Linked DNA regions of Homo sapiens: region 2 is linked to region 1. A link is a contact called in ENCODE Hi-C or POLR2A ChIA-PET data. All regions are on one chromosome and are shown on one strand. Each heading gives the region's core, a stretch centred on a gene start or an enhancer-like site at or near the end of the contact. The rest is flanking DNA. Distances are from core to core; before and after follow the strand shown. Region 1 overlaps LINC00299 (long intergenic non-protein coding RNA 299). Region 2 has its middle 45 kb from the start of LINC01814.

Region 1 (6,921 bases), core at 710-3,209:
CAATCTACAGTATATTTTGAACTGTTCTCATTGCTGAGGAAGAGAGAAAGTTACTCTTTTACAGTTGGCAAACCTTTTGTAACAGGGCTTTCTCCTCTAGAACAATTACAACAGCCTGAGACAGAATTCACCAAGTACTGAATTGTAAGATACGCCTCAAGGGCATTAGGACTTTAAAAGAGCAGGGGATCAGAAAAGCAGCTAGGAGCAATAAGGGGTGGTTTTCTGAAGAGACAGGACTTGAGCTGAGTTTGGCAGAGAAGTATGGGTTATAAACCCAAAGTCTCATGGGCATACAGTGTTGAAACCAAATGTTAAACCAGGCAGTGGGCTCTGAGATTCTGCATGTCTTCCCAAATCATTTTGCTGGTTTAGGAGTTTGGATTTTGGATGAGATTATCATAATTAGTCTGTTTTGTGTGTCATGATTACCACTGAAAAGCTCTCCCACCTCATCCTTCACTCTGTACACATGTTTATGGTATTACTGGATGGTGCTTGAAGAGTTTCTGGCTTTCAAGAGTTTAGGTGCTGGGGACACCTGCCTCCTTCCCTCTGGAATGCTAGGACCTGATAACTGAAAAACTCTATGGATCAAAGTCTGGGCCAGTGGACTCTTGTTCATATCAGGCCTGAACCTGGCCATGCTGACAGCCTCCCCTTGCTGGGGGCCCATGATCCACAAAATCTCCATCTGGAGCTACATCTGTGATTGGAGCAACCCATCCCTGAGCGTTGCCCATATTGCATCTTCATCTGAGGTGTTTCTAGACTGAAAACTAATGGTTTGATTATCACCTGGAGAAACCGGCCTCTTTTTTGTCTGATTTTTATTTCTTGCTTTCTCAGGGAAGCTAAACATGTTGTAAAGGAAGGCCTGGATTCTCACCCCAAAGCTGTGACAATATAAGGGGACACTGTAGGTTGCCACCCTATAAGCTGCATGGAGGTTGTTGGCCAGGGAACCCGGTGAAACCCATATCCCTCTGCTGCGGATCATATTTTTGTTGAAAACACCCCTAGTTTAGTGCTCTGTCTTGATATCTGTCTCCAATCCCTTGACATTAGCAACTCATTAAGATCCTCTTCTTGGGTGAATTGGACTAAGCTTTTCCCTGGGGACTCAGTTCTTAGCTCTGCTCACTCCCTACCCCACCGACTCTGCTTTTTGGTGTCTTCATGAATCTCAGTGTGATGCTACTTCCCTCCACCCCACCTCCAGGTCACATCAGGTGGACCACCTCCTCAGCAGCACACCAGACCCATCTGTTTTAGACAGTCTGAATAGAGAATATAGTAAAAGCTCTAATTTTCCCTTCCTAGAGATGAGTTAGATGCTCAGACTTAACATATAGGAAGAAACACAAGCAGCTGGGTGGCAGAGCCAGTCCACTTGGAAGGTGTTGGCTGGAGCATGGGCATCAGGAGCCTGGGCAGAGTTGACCTAGGCAGATTCTCCTCTGGTCATCCTACTCAGCCTGGGGAGCTTTCAGAGCTGACCACCCTCTGGTGGGAAGGGAGTGGCAGCAGAAGCATCATTTCTATTCTTCTCCAGGGCCTGAATAATTGTGCTGGGAGAGCAGAGCCAGCTAGAAGACTTTGTAACGCTTCTTGGCAAGAGCTGGGCTCCAAAGTGCGGAGGACATTTCCTATCTCTCTCCTGACTGCTATGCTGGGGGTGCACAGAGAGTTCTGAAAAGCCTGATGAGTATTTTTCACAACAGAAGGGAGTCTCATGGCAGCTCTCAAACTTGGTGTGCATGGACACGTCTGCCATGAGTCTTGCCTTTGCAGAAGGAAGTAAAGGCTCTTTGATGACTGGGTCTTCAGCATCGTGTGTCTGCTTGTTACCTGCCACCACATTGCCAGGCATTTCTTCTGTCCGGTGGGCTGGGAAGAGTTAGCAGATCCTAGGGAATGGTGAGCTGTGGTTTGTGGCTTCATGGATATTTAGGTTCCTGCCCATGGAGTCATGCAACACTGTGACTCACCATGAGCTGTACACCAAGTACACCAAGAAGTAGCAAAATCATACTTTACATAGTAATTTTAGAGCTGTTTTCTTTTTCCTTATTTTTAAAAATTACATATGTTACATGCACAGTGAGAAAAATAATTAACTAAGTCAGATACAGTTTCTTAACCTAGACATAGGGTCTATGGAGAGAGCCATTACAGATTCACTGACAAATAATCAAATAATTGTGTGTTTGTGTGTGCGTGTGTGTGTGTGTGTGTGTGTGTGTGTGTGAAAGAGAGAGAGAGAAAGGGAAAAGAGAAAGAGAGAGAGAAAGAGACAGAGACAGAGACAGAGGAGAGTGGTTTTGCCAGTAATGTCAGCAGAACTTCCCTGGGGCTGATAGTGACTGGAGAAGGTTGCCTTGTGGAGTGCCAGTGAAGACAAGCAAAGAGCTTCCCCACTGCATCTGAGATGAGGGGCCTGGACATCTTATCATGACATTCAAGGACTCTGCGGCATGGGCCCAACATGTCTCTCCTAGGGCCTGTCCCCATGGCTGCCTCTTCCTCACCCCTCCAGCCTCTTCTCCTCCCCACCCTTATCCCAACCCACCCATTAATCACACCAAGCATCCAAGGACTCACCATTCACTGAGCCAGGATCTTCTGGCCCCGGTTTCCACTTATGCTTTCACTCCCCCTGAGTGTTGTCATGGTGTCTATTATATCTGGGGACAGATGGAGTTTCTGTGCTTTCAATAGCAATGGGTTAGCACTTCCAGGACTTAAGAGACATGAGTCATTTGAAAGGTTTCAGCATGCCCCTATTCCCTCTCAAAATGTAGTATCCCAATGATGTCCAGACATTGCACAGTGTCAGCAGGGCTTACTAATGTGAAGCTGCAAAGGCCGAGGGTCTCTTTAGGACACCATCCTATGCTTCAGGCACCCCATGCTTTTCTTTTTTCTCTACTTGGTGAAATACAGCATTCATCAAAGTTCAGCTTTACCATATGACACAGTGATTTCACTTCTGGGTATATTTCCAAAAGAATTGAAATCAGGATCTCAAAGAGATATCTGCACTTCCATGTTCATTGCAGCATTATTGACAACAGTAAAGAAATGCAGTCAACCTGTTTTCATCCACAAATGAGTGAGTAGAGAAGATGTGCTGTATCTATGCAATAGAATATTACCCAGCCTTAAAAAAGAAAGAAATCTTGACATTTGCAACAGCATGGATGAACCTGTGAAACATTTTGTTAAGTGAAATAAGCTATGAACAGAAGTACAAACACTGCATGATTACACTCATATGAGGAATCTAAACCAGTCAAACTCTTGGACCAGGCGCAGTGGCTCATACCTGTAACCCTAGCACTTTGAGAAGCCAAAATGGGAGGATAGCTTGAGCCCAGGAGTTCAACACCAGATTGGGCAACATAGTGACACTCTGTCTTTACAAAAAATAATTTTAAAAAATTAGCCTGGCATGGTGGCATGTGCCTGTAGTCCCAGCTACCTGGGAGGCTGAGGTGAAAGGATCGCTTAAGCCTGGGAGGTCAAGGCTGCAGTGAGCCATGAATGCCCCACTGCACTCCATCCTGGGCAACAGAGTGAGACCCCATCTGAACAAAAAAGCAAAACAAAACAAAGACAAAAGAGTTGAACTCACAGAAATAGAGAATACAATAGTAGTTTTCAGGAGCTGGGGTGGGGGACTGGGTGGGCAAAATGAATTGTTCAGTGGGTATAAAGTTTCAGTTCTACAAGATGAGTAGGTTCTAGAGATCTATACTACACTATGCAGTATAGTGCCTTTAGTCAACACAGTATTGTCAACTCAAAATTTGTTAAGAGGGCAGATATCATGTTACACGTCCTTGCCACAAACACAAAACTAAACAAAAGGGACACAAGGAAACTTTGGGGGGTGTTGGTTATGCCTATTACCTCAGTTTTGGTGATGGTATCACAGGTGTTTACATATATTCGAACTCATCCAATTTAAATTGTCCACATTAAATACATGTAGTTTTTGTATATCAATCACACTTCAATAAAGCTGTTATAAAAGTTGCTTTCTGTGTGAAGTCTCCCCTGATCCTGCCTCTTCTCCCCCATCATGGGGTAGACTCACTCATGCAAGCTCCTGCAGTCTGAGCTCAAGCATTTTAATAATGTTTTCTCAAATGTCACTGCAGTCCCTTGGGTGCACATCCTTTCATTCCTCATAAGACTGCATGGACTTTTGAGGGGACGGTCTGAGCTTTGTTCATCTCTGAGTCTTTATCAGGGTGCCTCGCTCAGTAGACACTAATAGAAGATGCCCCTTGCATGAACGAATGAGTTCCCCAAGGCTGGAAGGCTGGGAGAGAAGGAAGAATGACACAGCTGGAAGATTCTCTGTCCATGCAAACAACTGAAATGGTTTTAGTATAAAGCTGCAGAGAGATCAAGAAAGGAGAGTGAGGCAGAAGGGTGCAGACAGTAGGGCTGTGATCACAGATGCCACACTTTCTCCATTCCTACAAGTCATGAAGAGGAGAGTGAGTGAAAGAGTCTGATATTAATATTAGCCCTTCTGGCCAGGCGTGGTGGCTCACACCTGTAATCCTAGCACTTTGGGAGGCTGAGGCGGGTGGATCACTTGAGGTCAGGAGTTCAAGACCAGCCTGGCCAACATAGTGAAACCCCATCTCTACTAAAAATACAGAAGTTAGCCAGGTGTGGTGGCACACGCCTGTAATCCCAGCTACCTGGGAGCCTGAGGCAGGAGAATCGCTTCAACCAGGAGGCAGAAGTTGTAGTGAGCCAATATTGCGCCACTGCACTCCAGCCTGGGTGACAGAGCAAGACTCCATTTAAAAAAATAAAATAAAATAAGGTGCGGGGGAAGAAAGAAAGAAAAATTAGCCCTTCTACAGTGGCATAAGAAAAATAGGTGGCATTTTATTCAGATTGTGTGTGTGTGTGTGTGTGTGTGTGTGTGTGTTGGAATTGGGTGGGGAGGCAAGAGAAGGGGACCCTGCCTTCACCTTGGATCAGTTGCATGTTCTCTCTGAACCTTGGTTCCTCACCAACTACATGGATATTTCAAGGTGCACACTATGGGATTGTTATGGTGATTAACTGGGATGAGGTCATGAAAGCATCCAAGTACATAGCTGGTGCTTGGTCAGTGTTTGTAACTGACGTTTATACTGTATCATTCTTGAGGGAGGACAATAAGAGTTTCAATTTATCAAGTACCTACCTTGTTTCAGGCACTATACTAGTCCTGCGTATGCATTATATTCAATACTTCAACAAATGGACAAGGACAATACCTTGCTGCTACAAAAACCAAAGCTCACATGTTAACAGAATTGCTCCAGAAGAAACAGCCTGAGTGGTGGGAGTGGTAGAGAAGAGCCTGAGCTTAAATCCCACTCTGCACAATAGGGAAACAATTCATTTTACTGCATGGTGGCTTGGCTCTCTCACCCCCTTTCACCTCTTCTATTGGGAGAAGTCAGGAAGCTGCAAAGGATACTTGTGAGCAGCTGGAGATTAGATTGAGAATTGTCTGCCACAGTCAGAAAAACCTGTGGAAGATTTGGAAGGTAGATCTGGAGTAGCAGCTGTGGTCCACCTCCTGCAGCTTCTGAAAGCAAGGAGGTGGGTCTCATGGGAGTGCATTTTGAGTCCAGACACCCCGTTCTAGGGAGCCAGCAGAGTCAGTGGAGTCAGGGGCAGCCTCCTCTTTTCTGGTTCTTCTCTATAGTGCTGTCAGTAGCTCAGCAGCAGGCCCATTCCTTGATCTGTCCAGTGATTTTATGGGCACCCACTTCCTTGTATTAAACCTTTCTGTGTTCCAAATACCTGGGGCAGTTCCTCTCTCTTGCACTGGATCCTCACACACACAATCGTGGAGCAGAGGTAGATTGGAACTCTTGAGTAATGAGTTCCAAGAATATGATTATGCACATAATCATCACATCATTTGCATATAGTTACTCTCTTTTCATCACCCTACCTCCTCTATTTACCCTTAACATAATAGATTTTTAAAAATAGATAATAGATGTTGTCTGATTTTTTCCCCCTCTGGTACATGTTTTTTGAAGCATAAGAGTAAATGAAGGGTTGGACTAGGATGTTGAGGAAAAGCCTCACCTAGGTGAATGTGAGTGTCCTCCATCATGTCTGAGCATGTGTGGTGATGGATGTGAGCTCTAGGACCCTGAGTATGAGCACAGTTCATTGAACGGACTCTTCTAGCTCATGAAGTTAATCAAATGATCTAATGATTGTGATTGCGAATGACATAAGACAGAACGTGACAGCTTGTGCTCCTTGGTTTGTTTCAGGCCAGGAAAGGATGATGGAAAAGGTAATATTTAAAGACATTAAAGCTGAACTTACAGAATAATTTATATTTATGAATATGGTCTATCCCCGGGCATCATATGAATGCATCATAATGTTACAGAACCACAGCAGCAAGAGTGTATTGATGTGTGGGTCTCCTCCCCTCCCCACCCCAACTCTGGCCACAGTAGAGCATCGAAGGATTGTCTGCTTCCTTTGTTTTCCTCCCTGGAATTTCAAAGCAAGAAAGCATCATCATGACTGGGAACATTCTCCCCATAAAAGCAGCCAGGCAGAATAAGAACTAAACTCTCAGGGAATCTGTACCTTGAGTGACGTAGGAAAACTGAAGACTTTGGACAAAGAGAAAGGTGATGTTCAGATTTCTTGTGGCAGAGGAGAAATGAAGAGGTAGACAAGAGGCCAAGATGGCTGTGCCCAGTTGGTGTAGGTGAGGGATATGTTGTGCCTGGGTTGGGGGCAATTTGTAAGGAGCATAAGAGAGTCCCTGGTACTTATGGGTTTATATAATACAAAAAGAAAAGAAAATTAGTAAGAATTGTGTGAACCTATTCATGGGAACAGGCATGAATCAATGAATCATTA
Region 2 (7,047 bases), core at 954-3,453, 450 kb before region 1:
GGAATGGCTGAGAAGCTCCTCAGCCCCGACCAGGTGCAGTGACTGCATTCGGCTCTCACGGAGCAGGTCTGAGTGGAGCCAGGATTTGCTCTGTTCAAAGATAAAAACCACTGGAGAGGGAAGCAGCAGATCACAGGGAGCGATCTCAATCCTATAGGGGCCTGCTCCGGGGTGTTTTGCACGAGGCTCCATGTTAAATAAGCCTCCATTCGAGCGCAGCCTCAGGACGGCCATCCTTCATTCCTCTCAGTCACACACCTTCCACTTCAGGATGGCCATCCTTCATTCCTCCCAGTCATGCACCTTCCACTGCCTGGTTCTCTGAGCGCTTCCGTCTAGCGGGAGAGACGCCTTCGACCAATAATTGCACATAGGTCTGGATGATGCCCAGCCACAGTCACTCCTCTAAAAGCAAGGAACTTGCTTCTGCAGAGTCAAACGGAGCTCACGTGAGGTTCCTGGAGGCACTGAGGTTTCTTTCTAGTCTCCTGTTTTGCACAGACCTTTTTCTTACTGAGCAATTCACTATCTGCTGGCTTCGGAAGAGGTGGATTGGGTTTCAGGTGGGGGCACCAAGAAGCAGCCAGATGTCCAAATTTGGAGGCAACTCAGGCCACCCAAGTGCCTGCACAGGAAAATGTATGCAGCTGCCGTGCCACATCAAAGGCAGGTGGTCCAGGGTGATCCGGGTGCTATTCGTGGCACAGGCACCAAAGTACTGTCATCCGAAGCATCCTCTATCTCGGTTTCCTCATCTCTAAAATGGGGCTCCATCTAAGTTTTCTGGTTCTGCAAAAACTCCTGAGCAAACCACTTCACTAGCCAGGAACCTGGTATGCCTGCCATGCCTGGGGCAGGCAGGGCTTTCCAATTTCCTCCCCAAGGTTTTCTGAGAATTCATCTGACAGTGTCTGTAAATGTCCCTCCATTCTCTTTCATAGAGGAAATGCTCACATTAGAAGAAAGTCTCTTATGACCAGCACTCCCCACTTTCAAGGTAGAATTTTTCTTGGCTCCCACAGCCCTGGGCTGGCTTCTGCACAGCCTCCCAGGGTCTTTTCCTAACCCACAAGTTGGATTCTGCCACTGGTCTTGCCTAATTCCCACTAAGAGCCCCTACGGGAAGACACCAGGGCTCTTTCCATCACCTGCCTCCCCTTGCCCTTCTGAAGGGCATGTGGCAGCAGCACAGAGCAGCTTCAGGCTCCCCAGTGGGGCTGGGCTCTTCCCAAGTCTCAGAGCCTCCCTTTGCATGCCCTTTCCTCTGATTGGCTCTGCAAACTCCTCTTCATCCTTCAGAACCCAGCTCTGTGATCAGCCTCTCTGGGAGGCCTTCCTCAACCTCCTTGTTCCCCTGATGACGGATTCCCTTCATCCACAGGCTCAGAGTCAGGGTCATGGGGAACCCTGAGGCCTGTTCCTGGTCATCCTGTAGGCCAGCCAGAGTGCCTCTCTCACTTTTGGGGAGCAGAGGCACATCCTCCTTGGTCCCACTTCATGGCCAGACTCCTGTCCATTGACCTCCCCAGCAAAGAAGCCTGGAATTCCTGTTTCAGAAAACCCTGCATGAGGCAGGCTGACTGCAGGGAGGGCTGCCACAGAGCTTGGCGATGGTAGAGACACCATTTCAGGCTGAAAGTGGAGTGGAGCTGATGAGAAGGGTCTCTGGGAAGGAGGGCTCAGCACAGCCCAACTGAAGGCAATTGCGAGGGTCCCCGCTTGTGTGTACAGCAGCCAGGGTTGTTCCACGGTGGGTAGGAGGGTATGGGGAGGGGACAGTGGTCCTGGAGGCCCCAGGGAAGGGTGGGAAGCCAGCTGTCTCAAGGATCCTCCTGCCCTTGCTGCCACCTTCAGGAGGGAGCAGTGGCCGTGAGAAAGGAAATAGAGACAGGGAGGGAGAGCCTGGCAGCCTGTCCTATTCCTGCCCCAGGCGACTGGCTTGTGACATGCAGATAGCTCCCTGGGTCTGGTTTTTCCTGTTACTGAAATTGCTGCTGCATGAAATTCTCTGGGCTAGGTCAGAAGTGGCAGCTGGGGAGTGTGCCCATGTGTGTAAAATGTCTCAGCTTAAAGAAACAGGAAATTCAGGACCAACTCGAACTCTGCGGCCCACGCCTTGTTTCCTAGAAAGGAAGGGGTCCATAACACGGGAGGCTGGGGCCCCGGGGTGAGGACAGGGATGACACAGGAGGCTGGGGTCCCCCAGTGGGGCCAGGGATGATATGGGGGGCTGGGGCCCTGCAGCGAGGACGGGGATGACACGGGAGGCTGGGGTGTCCCACTGGGGTTGGGGATGAGACAGGAGGCTGGATCCCTAGTGGGGTTGGGGATGACACAGGAGGCTGGGATCCCCCAGTGTGGTTGGGGATGACATGGGAGGCTGGGACCCCCCAAGTGGGGTCGGGGCTTTGGCCCAGAGAGGAATGGGCTTCTGGCCTCTGTCCTTGCCTGGGTCCAGGGCAGTCTCCTGACCCACTGGGTCTCTTTTCCTCTCTGCTCTAATAGAATGCCGCCAAGAGCTCGTGCCTGCTGGCCTGGGAGGGTCTGGTTAGAGGAGGATGAAGCTCTGCTTGGAGAAGCTCTGGATGCTGGGTGCTGCCTGGTCTGGACTTTGTCCTGAGCAATCTTGGGGAAATGGTCCGAGTGAAGTGCAGGGCAACTCCTGGAGGGAAGACAGGTGACAGCGAGATAAGAAGGGGCAGCGGTAGCCTCGGGGTCTGGATCTGGGAGGTTCCTGGGACTGGGCAGTGGGGCAGCCATTTTCTTCATAGTCAAGTAAACCGAAGCCTTGAGAAGCCGAGTGCATGGCCCACGGTCCCAGGCTCTTTGCTGCTTGACACCTGCACCAGAATATAGGTCCCTGCACGTGGCCACCTTTCCAGTAGGTGGTTCGAGATGTCCCCACTCTGAATTCCAGGGCTGGGCACTTGGCCAGCTCCCACATCCTCCTCTCCCTTAGGGAGAAGTGCAGCGGTCTTGGGGCCACTCCACACTGGGGCGTCTGGGCTGGAAGTCACCCCAGGAAGCACCTGTGGGCCTGGCTAATCAGGGCCCGATGAAGGACACAGACTTCTAACCCCCAAGGCCCTCAGAATAACTGGGTCTGGCTTCCTGGGTCCAGCTGAACAGCTCTTGAGCTGGGGCTGTTTGGGAGATCTCTGTTTCTGTCTGCGTCTCCTAGTCTGTTCAAAGGAGCAGTGGTTTGGGTGTCCCACCAAGAAGCCGCTTTCCCACACGGGAAAGGAAGAGGTCTGGGGCAAGCAGATGGGCCTGGGTCGCTCCACTTGGCATAGGCCCATCCCTGGAGCTCTTGGGCCCAGAGAGACCTGCCTCCACCCCATCTCAGCCAGGATGTCCTGCAGAGCTCAGACCCCCGGGAGGCCCCCGTGACCTTTGACGGGAGGGAGCACCCAGGCAGATCGTGGGGAGCCCGGAACAGCTCACATGGCACAAACTCCCCCTGCACTGATTCCCCTCAGCTTGTTCCACTTTCAAAAATAGCTAATGAGGAAATTAATTTTGTCACCCAGATGTATTCAGTAAAAACATGTCAGGGAAAGACAATTAACCTCTGTGCTGATAAATCCTTCCCAAATTAATGAAGTTAACATTTGTAGATATTGAGAGATTCATTTGGGGAAAGAGGCCCTAAATTACAGCTTCCTCCAGGCTAAGAAGGGGAGGTTGAGGGTAGAAAGAAAGGAGAGAGATAGAAAGACATGGAGCAGGAGAGCAAAGACAGAAATGCACACACCTACAGGGAGCATAGTGAGGCCAGGACAGGGAGAGAGGAGAGAGGGTGGGGGCTGGCAGAGAGACACAGAGAGAAGGAGACTGAGGGAGAAGGAGCTGGGCTCAGTGGGAGCCTGGCTGGGGCCCTCCCGAGCATTTTCCATTGGTCCAGGCATTCACTTGCAGTTGACTTGCAGAAGACTCAACAACTTCAACCAGAGAAAGAAAAGAGCTGAGGTATTTTTAAGATGTAAAATTTTCGGTCCCCCCTTGGCCTGATGTCTCTCTGCCTAAGGTCTCTGGATTCCTTTCTCCCTGGGAGCCCAGGCCCTGGGAGCTGACTTGCCAGCAGAAGGGGCTGGCTGGCTGGATTGGATCTTTCTGAAAATGTTCAGCCTGGGGTCCTGTGTTTCCCTGAGAGCAGCTGAGTCCTGGCATCAGCAAGTTTAGCCTGCCACCCATGCAGGAGCCCCCTTCACTTTCTCCCCTTTCACCAAGAGCAGTCACGCCCCTGAGGCAGTATCTTACAAGAGGTGAGTCTCTGCCTGAGTTGGACCCTTTGATCCTAGGTTAAGACTGGCTTGAAAAGACAGGAAAGCTTAGGCCACGTGGACAGACAGGTCAGGGGGTGTTGGCAAGCTGACAGTGATGTGGCAGGGCCCAGGGTGGGAGGAAGGGACAGCCCAGCCCAGACTCGTGCTCTCCCAACCCTCTGCAGCCTCAGCCCCATCTGAGGAGCCCCAGCTTAGAAAGCAAGTCCTACTCTGCTCCTGGAACGGAGATGAAAAAGACAGCTTCCCAGGAGACCTCCAGTTTTGGCGATGTCAGGTTGAATGGCTGAGGGGCCTTGTGACCTCCTGAGTTCCCATCACGTCCAAGACCGGCAGGAGTCGCCTGCAGAACTTCACTGCCGTACTTCTCTCCAGAGGGTGTGATGTAGCCATCAGACCCTAGCCAAAGGGGCTGCTTTGCTCTTGTCTGTTTAAAAATTATGCTTTTAATAATCTCTCCCAAGAGTGTGACAGGCAAACAGGCCTGGAAGCAGTGATGATTTCAAATCCTGCCAAATGACCGATTCTGGGAAGTAGGGGTCAGGATGTGTGGGGGCTGGTGTTGCTGTGTGGAGCCTACCAGGAGGCCAAGAGGCCAAGAGGAGATGGGAGAAGGACCCTGAGACACATGGGCTGTGCTTCTTTCAGGAAAACCCAGGGTTGATGACAATGATCAGCAAACACGAGGGGAGGGAGGGGAAGCCTGGTGCCCAGGGCCCCAAGACATAGCTGGAGTCTGGCCTGGGCCCCATTTGGGAAAACTCAGAGGGTTGGAGGAGGTGTCTGGGGAAGAGTCAAGGGTGGGAGATGACTGAAGTCGGGGAGGCCCTGCCTGGAAAGGAGAAAGCTGCCTGCTTTGTTTCTACACTTGAAAAAATGCCAGCCAAGTTAGCCTCACAAACACTGTGGGCACAGACGGAAGAAAACAAGATATTAGGTATCTGGAGCTGGATTTTTCCGATGACCGGGTGCTTACTAATCTAATCTTCCCAGGCAGAGTGACGAGCTTGCAGATTGCAGAGAGTGATAGATGTTACCTATCTTGAGTTCAGTTGGGCCGTTGCTCTTCGCTGCGTGACAAACCTCCCCCACCCCCAAACCAGGAGCTAAAGGGAACATTAGTCCTGTTCTCTGGATGACAAGGCGGAGGACCTGGGCCTCCACGGGCCATCACATATAGCAGGGGCTCAGAGTGATGTCTTGGGGGCCCAGGCCTGTGTGATGGTGTCATGATCTCCAGGAATGGAGAACAGATGATGTGTGATGTTTTGCAGAGGACATCCAATGTGGGTGGGAAGGGGTCTGCCCAGGGAGGAAGGATCTGGACTCACGGGGCTGAGGTGAGGGGGGTCAAGTGCCCTGCAGGGCCAGAGGCACTGGCCGGAGGGGCTTGCCCAGGTCCTGGCTGGTTTGGGCCTGTTCGTCTCATACCTTCCCCAGGCCTGGCACTGGGCTAGGATGTGGATCTTATTCTGTCTCTCCGAGGCAGCAGTGGGGCGGGTACTGCTGGGTGAGCCCAAGCCCGGGGCTGCCGCCGACTTCAACACTGAGCTCTCAGCCTCCCACGTGCCTCCCGCCCCCTGGGCCGCTTCCCCCAGAGATGAGTAAAGGACTGAAAAATTAGAACCAGGAGGGAAGTTTGGGGGAAGGTGAGGCTGCAGGCTGGTGGTGAAGTCTGCAAGCACAGGAGGATTACGGCTTTTTACACGAAGGGTGTTGGGTGGGTGGTTCTCTCTCCTCTGCTCTGGACAGAACACAGGAAGCTGGCTTGGATGGCAGCACCGAGCCTTCGAGCTGGGGTAGGGAAGAGATCTTGCCAGCAAGGGGCAGATATGCAAATGAGTTACTAGTAAACCTCCGTGTGTGGAAGTCTCAGAGATGGGCTGGTGATGCCTGGTAGCCGTGACCACCTGCAGCAGAGTTCCAGGATTTCTGCAGGGACCACTGTGGGAGCCCCCCGGGCTGCGTGAGAATCCCCACCAGTCACTGAGTCAGTCCAAACCTTGGTGTCCCTATCTGTGTATTGACACAAACGTTTCTGCTCATGAGACTGCTGTGAGGATTGGAGAGATACTGTGTGTTTTCAGATCGAAAGTACCACACACGTGCGACCCTCAATGCACACACGTGCACACGCATGGACCCTGGCAGATGCGCTGGGTCCAGATGAATCATGGAATGTGCTGGGGTGTGCTCTGCTCCCCTCCTCAGCCCCCTTCCTCTCCCTGGACTTTCTCGAGTCAGAGCAGAGATCCTCTGGGGCTGAGTTCAGTTGCATGGAGCCAGGGGAGCCACAAGGGCCTGGCGCTCTACGCCTCCCTCCTGGGCTTTCTCCCCCAGGCCTGGGAGCGGAGGAGACATGGAAGCAGCTGGGTGGATCCAGCCAGAGGTGAGAGTATAACCAGCAAAGCAGCATTTGCAGGCTGAGATCTCCTCCCCCTGCTGCAACTTACTGGGAGCGGGGCCTGTTGCACAACCAGGCCTGCCTGGACGTTCACCAGGAGCTTACCCAGAGGGTGGCTGGGGGCCCAGGACCTTTCTGGCTGCAGTGGCTCCAGGCCTGGGCCACCCCTCACCCGCTCAGCCTGGACCTAGGCCCTGCTGGCTTGGCCCCATCTCGGGACTGGCCTGGGCTGGGGTGGGGCTGTCCTCTGGCTCCTGTCTTTGCTGACCCTGCAGGCCAGCCCTTGCAGCTGTAAGGGGTTAATTAACAGTCACGCCGGGCAGAAGGGTGGTAACCAAAGGGGAAAAAGTGGGGAAGTGA

The links. Hi-C counts contacts between places; a loop is a spot of excess contacts on that map. ChIA-PET counts read pairs that join two places held with the same protein, here RNA polymerase II (POLR2A). Pooled maps may share reads with other maps.
Region 2: a loop to region 1 is called in a map with no recorded cell type, with 33 times the contacts of the local background. The contact joins two enhancer-like sites. A Hi-C loop is called at or near these places in 1 of 37 single-sample maps with no recorded cell type and 6 of 50 pooled maps. POLR2A ChIA-PET finds 5 or more read pairs at or near these places in 1 of 52 experiments (activated CD4-positive, alpha-beta T cell).

Annotation. Positions count from the first base shown.
Region 1 is chr2:8,082,354-8,089,274 of GRCh38, reverse strand. The region is part of intron 7 of LINC00299 (long intergenic non-protein coding RNA 299); the gene reads left to right. Among named protein-coding and RNA genes, the nearest start is that of LINC00298, 110 kb to the right of the region's middle. RefSeq lists an enhancer at 1,601-2,800. Within about 2 kb of position 1,959, at least 2 of the 41 ENCODE cell types and tissues checked have a DNase peak (open chromatin) inside an H3K27ac peak, as active enhancers do.
Region 2 is chr2:8,535,012-8,542,058 of GRCh38, reverse strand. No RefSeq gene overlaps it. Among named protein-coding and RNA genes, the nearest start is that of LINC01814, 45 kb to the left of the region's middle. RefSeq lists cis regulatory regions at 4,191-6,383, 6,406-7,047. Within about 2 kb of position 2,203, at least 17 of the 41 ENCODE cell types and tissues checked have a DNase peak (open chromatin) inside an H3K27ac peak, as active enhancers do.